2 separate regions of the Homo sapiens genome follow, and region 2 is linked to region 1. The links are chromatin contacts, found by Hi-C or POLR2A ChIA-PET in ENCODE. All regions are on one chromosome and are shown on one strand. Each heading gives the region's core, a stretch centred on a gene start or an enhancer-like site at or near the end of the contact. The rest is flanking DNA. Distances are from core to core; before and after follow the strand shown. Region 1 has its middle 19 kb from the start of TMEM192. Region 2 overlaps KLHL2 (kelch like family member 2).

Region 1 (5,611 bases), core at 2,859-5,358:
AGCACCAATAGCAGTGGATTCATATTTGAGCAGGTTTGCTCTGGTTCTTGTCAGAGCCTTGCCACTTTACTCCCATAACACCCCTGGGTCTGTGGATGATTTCCCATCCATGGCACAAGCATTCAATCCCAACAGCAATCTCCGAATTTCATAAATCATCTAGAGGGAAGAGAGAAAAACAGCTTCTCAGGCCACTACTTGATGGTATACCTCGAGCCTGAGATGATAAGCAAAACAGAAAGTTTTCACCCCAAATTTTAGGGTCCGAATAAAGAAGTCCTTTTTAAGCCAGATGCAGTGGATCACACCTGTAATCCCAGTGCTTTGAGAGGCCAAGCACTTTGAGAGTCTGAAGCGGGACAATCACTTGAGGCCAGGAGTTTGAGACCAGAGTAGGCAACATAGTGAGATCTCATCTCTTAAAAAGAACAACAAAAAATGTAAATCCTTTTCAGAATGTCTACAGAACATACTTTCTTTGATCCCAAATTATATGATATAGATATCTCTGCTTTCCATCTCTAAATGCTTGGACATCACTTATTATTTTAGGGGGTCCTTTTATTCTGAGCACATTTGCCCATAATGGCCTCTCTTTCTCCCAGAGACGATGTGGTATCAGGGAAACAGCATGGAGTCAGAAAACTTAGCTTGAGTCCCAGCTCCTATAACTTACTCCTCTGAGCCTCACTTTCCTTATCTGTACAATGGACAAAATGAGACTTATCTCAAAAGGTGATGGTAAGGATTAAATCCCTTACTCTAGGAACTCATGAAATTTTACCTTCCTTCCTGTCTCCAACCCTCCCACTTCTGCATATTGTAAACCACAGAAGAGAAGAGGTCGGGCAAACACAGTTCTCTCTGTGGGTATCCACCACAGCACTGCATGTAATTAAATACTTGATAAGTGCTTTTTGATTAAGTTCAGCAGCATCATAGCAGGCAAAAAGCACCTTGCTCAATCGCTCTGATTAGATGTTTTTCCTTGGCAGAGGCTCAGATGGCACCAATGCTAAATTCAGAGTGTTGTTTTGGCAAATCATATAACGATGCTTCAATTCATTTTTCCCCAAGATAATCCTCTCTCTTTTAGTTTTTTGTTTTTCTAATTTTGGGAGGATAATTCTCACACCTGTCTTACAGCTCTGCTTCTGTGCCTCTGGACAGTCAGATGTCTTGAATTTGAGGGCCTTTGGTCAATAACATAGTTATGGAACATAGAAACAGGGAAGTGTTGAAGCTGGGGTTAGTCAGAGAGCCTGAAGAAGTAGTGTGTCACTCATTACTGTCACCTGCCACCTCACAGGACAGGAAGAGAGGGGCAGCTATGAAGGTGAGGCTTTCAGAAGGAACCAAGATGGTAGCTGTGATCTTCTCGCCCTTCTCCCTTCCCTAATTTCCACAGGAAACAGTTTACACCAGGTATTTGTAGATTCTGTAGGATTTTCTGAGAACTTGGGCCTTTCCTGGTGGCTTAACTTTTTTTATTTATTAATTTTTTTTATTTCTGAGAGAGAGACAGAGAGTGTCTCACTCTGTTGCCCAGACTTCAGTGATCTTGGCTCACTGCAATCTTGACTTCTTGGGCTCAAGTCATCTTTCTACCTCAGTCTCCTGAGTAGCTGGGACTACAGGCATGCACCACCATGCATGGCTGATTTTTAAATTTTTTATAGGGAGTCTCACTGTGTTGCCCAGTGTGGTCTTGAACTCCTGGGTTCAAGCGATCTTCCCACCTCAGCCTCCCGAGTAGTTGGGAATACAGGCGTGTGCTACCATGTCTGGCTAATGCTTATCTTTTGTTACCTGAGCAGGCCCTGGACGACCTATACCCTTTTCCCCAAGTAGATTATCAAAATGTTTATTTCAAGCAAGCTCAGAGATGTCCCTAGGAGAAAGTATTCTGTGGCATGAAACTTTCTCCATCTCTTTGCCCCTTCCTTCTCCTCTGCTCCACACCACATCCCCTGCACCACTCTAGCAGCTGCTTCCTAGAGTAAGCAATGAGGTTTGGGCAGGATGCAATGCCCGTCCCTATGCTTTTGGGGGCTGCAAACTATCTAGAAGCCTTAGGAGCTGACTTACCTCATGCTAGCTGAACAGCTTGATTGTGAGGTCCCCCAAACCATGTTTGCATTCAGAGGTGCAGTTCTCAGACTTCCCACTGGGTAGCGCTGTTTCTCTTTTTTTGCTTTAGCTATTTGTCAGAGGGAGACAGCAGACTGTCACCTTTTCTCATCAAATAGGACAAATATTTAGTGTTTCTGGCTAAACACTTGGAGATAGATGTTCATGTTTCCTTTTAGTGACATATTGGAAAAGGCTTTATAGCGGATACGAAAGAAGCGAAGTGAGGTATTATTTGAATAGCACTTAGTATGTTTCAGGTATTGTGCTAGGAGGTTGATATATCTAAACATCCAAAGACTGAATTTAAAATATGAGACCTCGACTAATATACCTCAACTATCATCATCATCGTCGTCGTCCTCCTCCTCCTTCTCCTCCCTAATGCCAGATCTTTGAGTGCAACATGAAGCTTTTGCTGTATACCTGTATACAGTCCTCTTTAGGCAGGGAATAGGAGAATGAAGCCACATTGCATAACCAAAATTCTTTAACTGTGAATTTGAAAAGAGACATTCTAGGTGCCTTTATTTTCTCTTTCTCAAGAAGGAGAGCAGGGAAAGGATATTAATATTTATTAAATACCTACATGCCCACCATATATCAGATATTATGCTGCTGCTTTATAAAGGTTATCTCATTAAGCAATGGCTCACGCCTGTAATCCCAACACTTTGGGAGGCCAAGGCAGGTGGATCACTTGAGGTCAGGAGTTCGAGATCAGCCCGGCCAAATGGCGAAATCCCGTCTCTGCCAAAAAATACAAAAATTAGCCGGGCATGGTGGTGGGCGCCTGTAATCCCAGCTACTCGGTAGGCTGACGCAGGAGAATTGCCTGAACCTGGGAGGTGGAGGTTGCAGTGAGCTGAGATTGTGCCATTGCACTCCAGCCTGGGCAACAGAGTGAGACTTTGTTTCAAAAACAACAACAACAACAAGAAAGCAGGTGTTTCTGGTGGGAAATAGTTTTTCTGTTTTCTGAAATTATTTTAAAATTACAAGATTGGGAAACTCAAATAAGATTGCTGTGTTGTCAAAAAAATTGATGTTATATGTTCACGCTTTTTAAAACCATTTCCTTTAATATTGCCTTTATAGAAATGTTAGATCACTGGAAATTTTAAACTAAATGGGAGGCAACAATAAAACTGTTTCATTGCAGAGTTTGAGTCAGTTCATCTAATTTTTCAGCAGATATCATATTCAGTGAGTCTGCAGATTTTAGGGAGTTTCGTTTTTTGCTCCAAGGAAAGAGATTAAATGACCTTTACATGCTTACATAACAGCATAATAGAGATAGGAGAATAATTTCTCTTTTTTTTTTTGAAATGAAAGTTATTGCTTTATTTGTTTTTGTAGTACTATAACATTTTAAGCTTCGCCAATATGGAAAATAAATAATTTTCTGAGCTACCTTTCACTGCTACATCTGAGAATTCTGTGCTCAATTCCTACCTACACTGTGAAGGAATCATTTCATTTGGTTCTCTGCTTTAGGTTTTCTTCAGCCTATCAACAGAAGGTTAAGGAGGGAGTGAAACTTGTTTCCTCAAGAGAGTCTGTCTGATTATCGGAATATTTCCTTCTCCTCCACTATTTTCATGCTAAATTTGGGCACCTGACAAACTTGAGGGTATCTAACGCCTGGTTACAGATATCCCTAGCAATTCAGATGACCTTTTCAAGTACCTACTCCTATTAACTCAATAACAGTGATGAAATCAACCAGAAACAAAGTCCCTTAGAATATAGGTATTGTAAATATTCTAATTTTGCTTCAGCTATTTATGAAACAACTTTTAAGATTTCCTGCCATCTGTTTCTAAAAGGGGAAGGAAAGGGAAATGATTTGCAAGCATTTGAAACATGGTGTCTATATTTAGATTTTGGTTTAATCTCACATTTCTGCAGTATCTTTAGTTGGGGAAGGAAGGCTTAGTTAGTTAGTGTTGCTCCAATTCGTTAGGACATTTCCTCATGGTATTGGAGGAACATGGGATGATTCAGTTTCATGAATCAAGGATTTTTGAGTTCCTCTTGTTTGCGAGGCATCATGCTAGACATCTTCTAGTGTATTGGTATGTTCATTTGCTAGGGTTGCCATTAGAAACTACCAAAGACTGGGTGGCTTACACAACAGAAATGGATTTTTCTACAGTTCTAAAAGTTGGAAGTTTGAGATCAAGGGGATGGCAGAGTTGATTTCTTCTTATTCTTTTCTTGGTTTACAGATGGCGTCTTCTGTCTTCACATGATCTGTGTTTGCAAATGTCTGGGCACAAACACTCTCTTCTTATAAGGATGCCAGTTATATTGGGTTAGGACACACCCTAAAGACCTCATTTTAGCTTTTTTTTTTTTTTTTTTTTGAAACAGAGTCTCACTCTTACTTCATCACACAGGCTGGAGTGCAGTGGCACGATCTTGGCTCACTGCAGCCTTCACTTCCCAGGTTCAAGTGATTTCCATACCTCAGCCACCCAAGTAACTGGGATTACAGGTGCGCACCACCACACTCGGTTAACTTTGTTTAGTATTTTTAGTAGAGATGGGGTTTCACCATGTTGTCCAGTCTGGTCTGAAACTTCTGACCTCAAGGGATCCACCCACCCCGGCCTCCCAAAGTGCTGGTATTGCAGGCGTGAGACACCACACCCAGACTATTTCAGTTTATTCTTTATGAAGTAGATGCTATTACTATTCTTATTTTACAGATAAGAAACTGAGGCTCAGAGAAGTTACATAGGTCTCACATATAAGTGTGTGACAGAACAGTCAGTTAGTCTAACTTCAACAAATACATGTTTGATTTCCATGCCAGGGTGAGTGAGATTGTGTATAACTAGGAAGGCAACAAGACAAAAGGAGTGAAGGAGGAAGGTTTGAAAGGAAGGTTGAGGAGAGATAAGAAATGAATTTTGAGAGGTAAGTGTGTAGTCAGGAAGGGCCTTGTCAAGTTGTAACCTGAGATTTTATCCTATAAGTGATGGGTAGTCACTGAAGTGAATTTATTTATTTATTTATTTTTAATTTCTATTTTTTTTCAGTTGGAGTCTGGCTCTCTGTCACCCAGGCTGGAGTGCAATGATGTGATCTCAGCTCACTGCAACCTCCACCCCCTAGGTTCAAGTGCTTCTCCTGCCTCAGCCTCCCAAGTAACTGGGATTACAGGCATGCACCACCATGTCCAGCTAATTTTTGTATTTTTAGTAGAGACGGGGTTTTGCCATGTTGGCCAGACTGGTCTCGAACTCCTGACCTCAAGTAATCCTTCTGCCTCAGCCTCCCAAAGTGCTGTAATTACAGGCATGAGCCACCACACCTGGCCTGAAGTGAATAAATTTAATATAGAAAGATCTCTCTGGATTTACTCTGATGAGTAGACTTTGCATGTGTGTGCATGGGGTAGTAGGCTATGGGTGGGGTGTGGCAGGAAATACAACAGTGTGTTCAGGGAAATCAGATAGAAGTCTATGGCCAA
Region 2 (5,905 bases), core at 2,418-4,917, 120 kb after region 1:
CCAAAGTGGTTTTTAAAAAATTTATTGTTCGGAGCAAGGCTAGGTACTCTAGAAGCGTTAGTAATTGAGTTACTTGTGGCTTTGTATTATTAAAATATATGGTCCTTGAAGATGTCTCCATGGCTGAATCATTTTGAGAGTCACGTTTTAAGTAGTTTCATGTGGTACATAAAAGGCATTTATCTTGATGAACAAAAAAATGACTCCATCCTGATTATGATTTAGCATCTTATAACAGCATCTTTGTAATTTGAACTCGAACAAGACAAATAGAAACAAATCAAAGTCCTTACTAGAAATATATCCAGTTCAAAGTGGATTTTTTTTTTCTTGTTTGTGATGTTGTTTAGGTATGGAGCCTGTGTGTGGGATAGCACATTTGTATCAGGCTAGTTGCCAGTGTTCAGGGTACGCCTCTCCAATCCAGTCCAGGTGGTCACAGTCTAGAGTTGTTAAATTATATGTGGTTCTGGCATGTTTGGTTTGACACCAGCCAAAGGTTTTATAAACCCTAGCATTATTGACATATAGTCTTAAAAATATTATTACCTCTTGGACCTTAATGTCTTAATCTCATTGTTAGGTTAGTAAAATTAATGTGCTTCTGATAATCTGGCTTAAGTGTATTATGCCTTTTCTTAGGCTATATAATTTATGAAAACTTTATTTCTAGCTTTGTACAATGGCAGTATCATAGCCAATGAGGTTTATCTGAGGCATGATTATTGCTAATTGAAAACTTTATTTCTTGCGAAAATAGAATATAGCTATATCACTGACATGGATGCACAAGCTACTGTTTTAAAATAAGTTTATCAATGCTAGTGTAGCAATTTGGTCATGTAAATGCATTTTTGCGGGGTTGCCTCTTATTTTGGATTCTATCAGGTAGGATTATTATTTTCTATTTGAAAATTTATTTCATGGCTTATAAATGCTGTCCGTTGACCTCTGGTTAATCTATTAGTATGGATTTAAAGTACAGCTGTCCCTCAGTATCTGTGGGAGTTTGGTTCCATGACTTCCCTTGGGTACCAAAATCTAAGCATGCTCTGGTCCCTGACTTAAAGTGGCATAGTATTAATATTGGCATATAACACATGCACATCCTCCTGTATACTTTTTTATTTTTTATTTTTTTGAGACGGAGTCTCGCTCTGTTGCCCAGGCTGGAATGCAGTGGTGCGATCTCGGCTCACTGCAACCTCTGCCTCCTCCTGGGTTCAGGCGATTCTCTTGCCCCAGCCTCCTGAGTAGTTGGGATTACAGGCACCCACCACCATGCCTGACTACTTTTTGTATTTTTAGTAGAGACAGGTTTCACCATGTTGGCCAGGCTGGTCTCGAACTCCTGATCTCAGGTGATCCAACCGCCTCGGCCTCCCAAAGTGCTGGGATTACAGATGTGAGGCACTATGCTTGGCCCCTCCTGTATACTTTAAATCATCTCTAGTTTGTGTACAATACCTAATACAATGTAAATGCTGTGCAAATAATCATTAATATGGTATGGTTTAGGGCATAATGACAGGAAAAAAAGTTTGTATATAATCAGTACAGATGCACTATTTTTCCTGAATATTTTTGATCTGAGGTTGGTTGAATCCCATGGAGGGTTCACTGTACTTGATTGTTTTTCCCCTAGTGGGATATAATTTACATACTGTAGATCTTAACTGTACAGTTTGCTAAGTTATAACAAATGTACACATCTATTAATCCACACCCAAATCAAGGTATTGAGCATTTATAACCTCAGGTCTCTTCCCAATAAATCTCCCACTCCCTTTCCAGGCAACCATTGATGTGATTTCTATTATAATAGGTTAGTTTTCCCTGTTCTTGAACTTCATATAAATAGAATCATACAGAATGTATTTCTTTTAAGGCTGACTTCTTCCTCATAACATATTTGTGAGAGTCATCTATGCTGTTGTGTATTTCAGTAGTCGTCCCTGTTTATTGATGAGTATTGCATTGTAAGGGTTTATTACAGTTTAGCATGTTAATGGATATGTGTCTCCTCTGACTAGAGACGGGATGGGATCCAGATCCAGATCCAGTGCTGCAAGCTGTAGGAGTGAAGGATGCAAGGGCAGGAGCCAAGCTGTCATTAAAAAAGCCAGTAGAACACTTTCTTTACTCTGTCCACTATGTGTTAAAAATACTTGGTGTGGAAGTGTTCAGTAGTTCGTTCTGTTTGTGTCAACATTGTTTTATTATTTAAGTTTCCTGAGATCAGAGGAGCTTGTTGTCCATTAAGTTGTTCTAATATGATGATAGGTTAAAGCTGTGTGCCAAGTCCATTTAATTTTATAATAGGATTGTTTGTTATAGCAAATACTTTAGAAATGTTAGTTATTTTTAAAGCCATTATTAGTCTTTATTATTACTGATTATAACATTTCATCATGTGGATTTATCATATTTTACTTAATTGTTGCCATATTGTTAGATCTTTAGTTGGTTCTGGTTTTTTTTCTACTAAGTAATGCTAAAGTAAAAGTCATTTACGTATCTTATTCCATTTTTTGGACTTTTTTCTCAAGGTAGATTTTCAGAAACATAATTTTAGGGTCAAATGTTTTAAACGTTTATATTTTTTGGTATCTATTGATCAATGTTCCTTATTTGTTTTCTAAGACAGTTGATTAGTTTACAGTGACAGCAAAGATATGCTAAGGGCCAAGGCTTACTGTACTTTAGTTTGAATATATATTGTCTGGAAACATTTTGTTGTTTGAATTGGGAGGTGCTAGAAAGAAAAGTAAAAACATTTTGTATTGTAGTTATAAAATGCACTCTCATGGTTCTATATTCGCTTGATAACTAATGAGGCATCAAATACATTTATCATTTTTGTATGCTATGTTTCTTCTTTTGCAAATTTTCCCTGATTACATCTTTTATGTTGAGAATATTTGATCAAAAAAGGAAGCTACCTATATTGTGAATGATCTGGGATAAAACATCATCTTATGCGGGAGAGAGTAAATCTTGGTGTTCAATTCTCATGAGGTAGAATGTTCAATCCAAGAAAAAAAGCGCTGAGTCAGAGCTGATGTGCTACATGGTCATTGCCATGCATTGTGTTAAATCGTTGACTGACATTTAATTTTTCAATAACCCTGAAAGGTAGGTGGTGTCTTCATTATCCATTTGAGCCACTCTCAAATAAGTTGGACTTTTAAGAGAAACCTTGGGTTAAAAGTAGTAGAAGTAGCAACTGGAAAAAGGATAGTGTAGGAGAGATGGCTTTCAGTCTGCCTGAGGCTGCTTTGCCCCCAAATTTCTCCTCTCCATACTACCTTTGCTTTTCTACTTCATTAATTATAACATTGGAAATGCCACCAATTGCAGTTGTATTCTGCTTAAGAGTCAACCTCTCTTAAAATGTTAAAAACCCCTAGAAGGGATTTATTCTGGAAGATCTTGTGTTATTAGCCATTAATATGAGCTAATCAGACAGTTTTTTTGTGGGGAGGGGGAGGTTGTTTTTGTTTTTTTTAAACTCTGTGGGACATACCTATTCCTAGGGGTGGAGTGTTGGGAGGAGGCAGGCGAGGTTGCATGTGGGGTACAGGAAAGGAGGAGGAAGAAAGTTTCCTTCCTCTTTCTGGGATGTAGGGGGCTGGCCCGGTGCAGAGTTTTGACATAGGAAATGTTTGTCCTTGGCACTCTGCCATCTCCTTATTCATACTTCTACATCTCAAAACCCTACTCCTTGGCCGCAAAACCCAGCCCTCTGCTATGTGCATCCAACCATGACTCTCCACCCAGATCTGCCTTTCTTGTCACTAAGCGTTTCATCTTCTAAACACATCACCCTTGCCTACCTTCTCCCCACACTCCTCCCCAAGCTCCACCTTGCAGGATAGCTATGGCTAGCTGAGTCAAAAACAACAGCAACAACAAAAGCTGTCTTTTCATGCTTGCATGTTTTCTTAGATATTTAGAAGTTATATATATGTGGAGCAATCGGACCCTTTGGTAGTCTCTTCCTAATAAGCAAACTGCTAATGGCTCAGGATTTAAAAGACATACTACATAAATTATTTCCCCCTATGGAATAAATATGCAAGCTGAAAATAAACTACAGATCCTAATAGCCAAGCAGAAGGAGTATACTTGTCTAAGCGAAACATCTTCTATGTAATTTGGCTTGTCAAACAATGTGAAGTAGGATGAAAGCATCTTTACAATGTGCAGCTGGTGTGAGAGTGTCACACAGATGCTAATTGTTTGGCTTGGGTGTCTTCCATTTCTCATGCTCTACAGTGTCTTCTCTGATCAGTGGTGGCTTCTCCCCTCCGTTTCTTTGTTTATTGCAGAAAGCATCTCCACGGTAAAAAATGTGCAGCCTTTTATTTGTCTCCATTGGTTGGAAATCAACATGTACAAATAAAAAAGCTTTTTTTTCCCCGTTTTTCAAAATGACAACATTTTAAGTTAGATTTATTTAATCAGGTGCTATGTCCTTCTACTTCATGTTTCTCCAAACACTTAAAACTGTTGCTGTTCACCGAACAGGAAGAGTAACGTGTAGAGCCTGGTTACTGTTCTACAAAACACTGGCTTGATGATCAAAGGCCTTTCAGACTCCAAAGGCCTTTCAACACGCCAAAGTGAGGCAATCTCTAGTGAGTGGTGGGTAATATTTCCCGGAGAAGCCACAGTCCATATATAGCTCCCCTTAACCCTTGTTATATTTGCTAGCATTGTAGAGATCCAGAAAGAAATTTCTTTACTTGCTTCTCCCTGACTTTCTTTTAAATAATATTTGACCATTTAAATGGTACATAGAAAATGCACCACTTAACAAATACATAAAATTTAACAAATATGTAAAAATAAATAGGAAATGTTCATATCACACCTAACCAGAGATAAAACATATTAACAATTGTGGTATAGCCCTCTAATACTGTTTGTTGTTATGTACACATGTGTTTACCCAAAAAAGGGGTCATACTGTAGATTCTTTTAGAAACTAGCTTTTTATACTAAATGTATTAGAAACATTTTTCCAAGTCATTAAATATTTGTCTACTGTATCTCTTTTAAGAGCTGAAAAATATTCAATTTCATTGATATTATAGAATTGACTTTATTTTTCTCTTGTTATTGGACATTTAAGTTCTTCTCAATTTTTTATAATTTAAACAGCACTATAATTAATAGTTCTTTAGCTAAGTATATTCACATTCGCAGTTTGTTCCATTGTGTAATATAACAGCTTGGGGTCCTTCTGCAAGCAAGGCTTATGTGCAGTTCATTTATTTGGGAAGTGATCCCAAGGAGCCACAGTGAGTGAATGGAGGACTTGAGCTGGAAAGGAGGGAAAACCGGTTCATAGGTGCAGTACAGATCTGGCCATAGCTACATGTGACGGGACCTTTGAAAGCCTTATAAAATATGTCTCAGAACTGTCTTCTAGGAGAATACCAGGGGGAAGTATTTCTCTTCCTTTGATGCATTCTCCACTAGTCAAGGGTGGTCCCACAGCATTATTTCCTGCATGCTTCCAGACTGTGTGGGTATGAGCCCAGTGCATCACTGAAGGCCTAGGATAGGAAGCCAGAGAGAGGTATGGCCAGGGGCTGGGGTGAGGCCCTGTTACGTTACATCTTCAGAAAGGTGGTCAAAGCCTGCTTGGGCCTGGTTGCTGCAGTGGTGGGTTGGGCAAGAAGTAAGGCTGAGAAGATTTGTGGTAGGCTACAAGAAGTGTCTGGTACATATACATTCCTAGAAACAGAGCTTGTAATTTTGTCTCAAAGGACATGCACAATTGTATCTCAAAATAGAAATACACATGGGAGTCATAAAATTATGTTCAGGTTGATTCATTTATGAGGTACACATTCTGAGACCTGAGGATGTGGCAGGGGGTAACAGACGTGATCCT

The links. Hi-C counts contacts between places; a loop is a spot of excess contacts on that map. ChIA-PET counts read pairs that join two places held with the same protein, here RNA polymerase II (POLR2A). Pooled maps may share reads with other maps.
Region 2: a map of CD4-positive, alpha-beta memory T cell shows a loop between it and region 1 (4-fold over the local background). The contact joins two enhancer-like sites. A Hi-C loop is called at or near these places in 8 of 168 maps with a recorded cell type or tissue (CD4-positive, alpha-beta memory T cell, CD8-positive, alpha-beta T cell, MCF 10A and 4 more), 14 of 37 single-sample maps with no recorded cell type and 20 of 50 pooled maps. POLR2A ChIA-PET finds 5 or more read pairs at or near these places in 1 of 52 experiments (naive thymus-derived CD8-positive, alpha-beta T cell).

The regions. Positions count from the first base shown.
Region 1 is chr4:165,129,268-165,134,878 of GRCh38, forward strand. No RefSeq gene overlaps it. Among named protein-coding and RNA genes, the nearest start is that of TMEM192, 19 kb to the left of the region's middle. Within about 2 kb of position 4,109, at least 2 of the 41 ENCODE cell types and tissues checked have a DNase peak (open chromatin) inside an H3K27ac peak, as active enhancers do.
Region 2 is chr4:165,251,909-165,257,813 of GRCh38, forward strand. The region is part of intron 4 of KLHL2 (kelch like family member 2); the gene reads left to right. It also overlaps the pseudogene RNU4-87P. Among named protein-coding and RNA genes, the nearest start is that of GK3, 25 kb to the right of the region's middle. Within about 2 kb of position 3,668, at least 6 of the 41 ENCODE cell types and tissues checked have a DNase peak (open chromatin) inside an H3K27ac peak, as active enhancers do.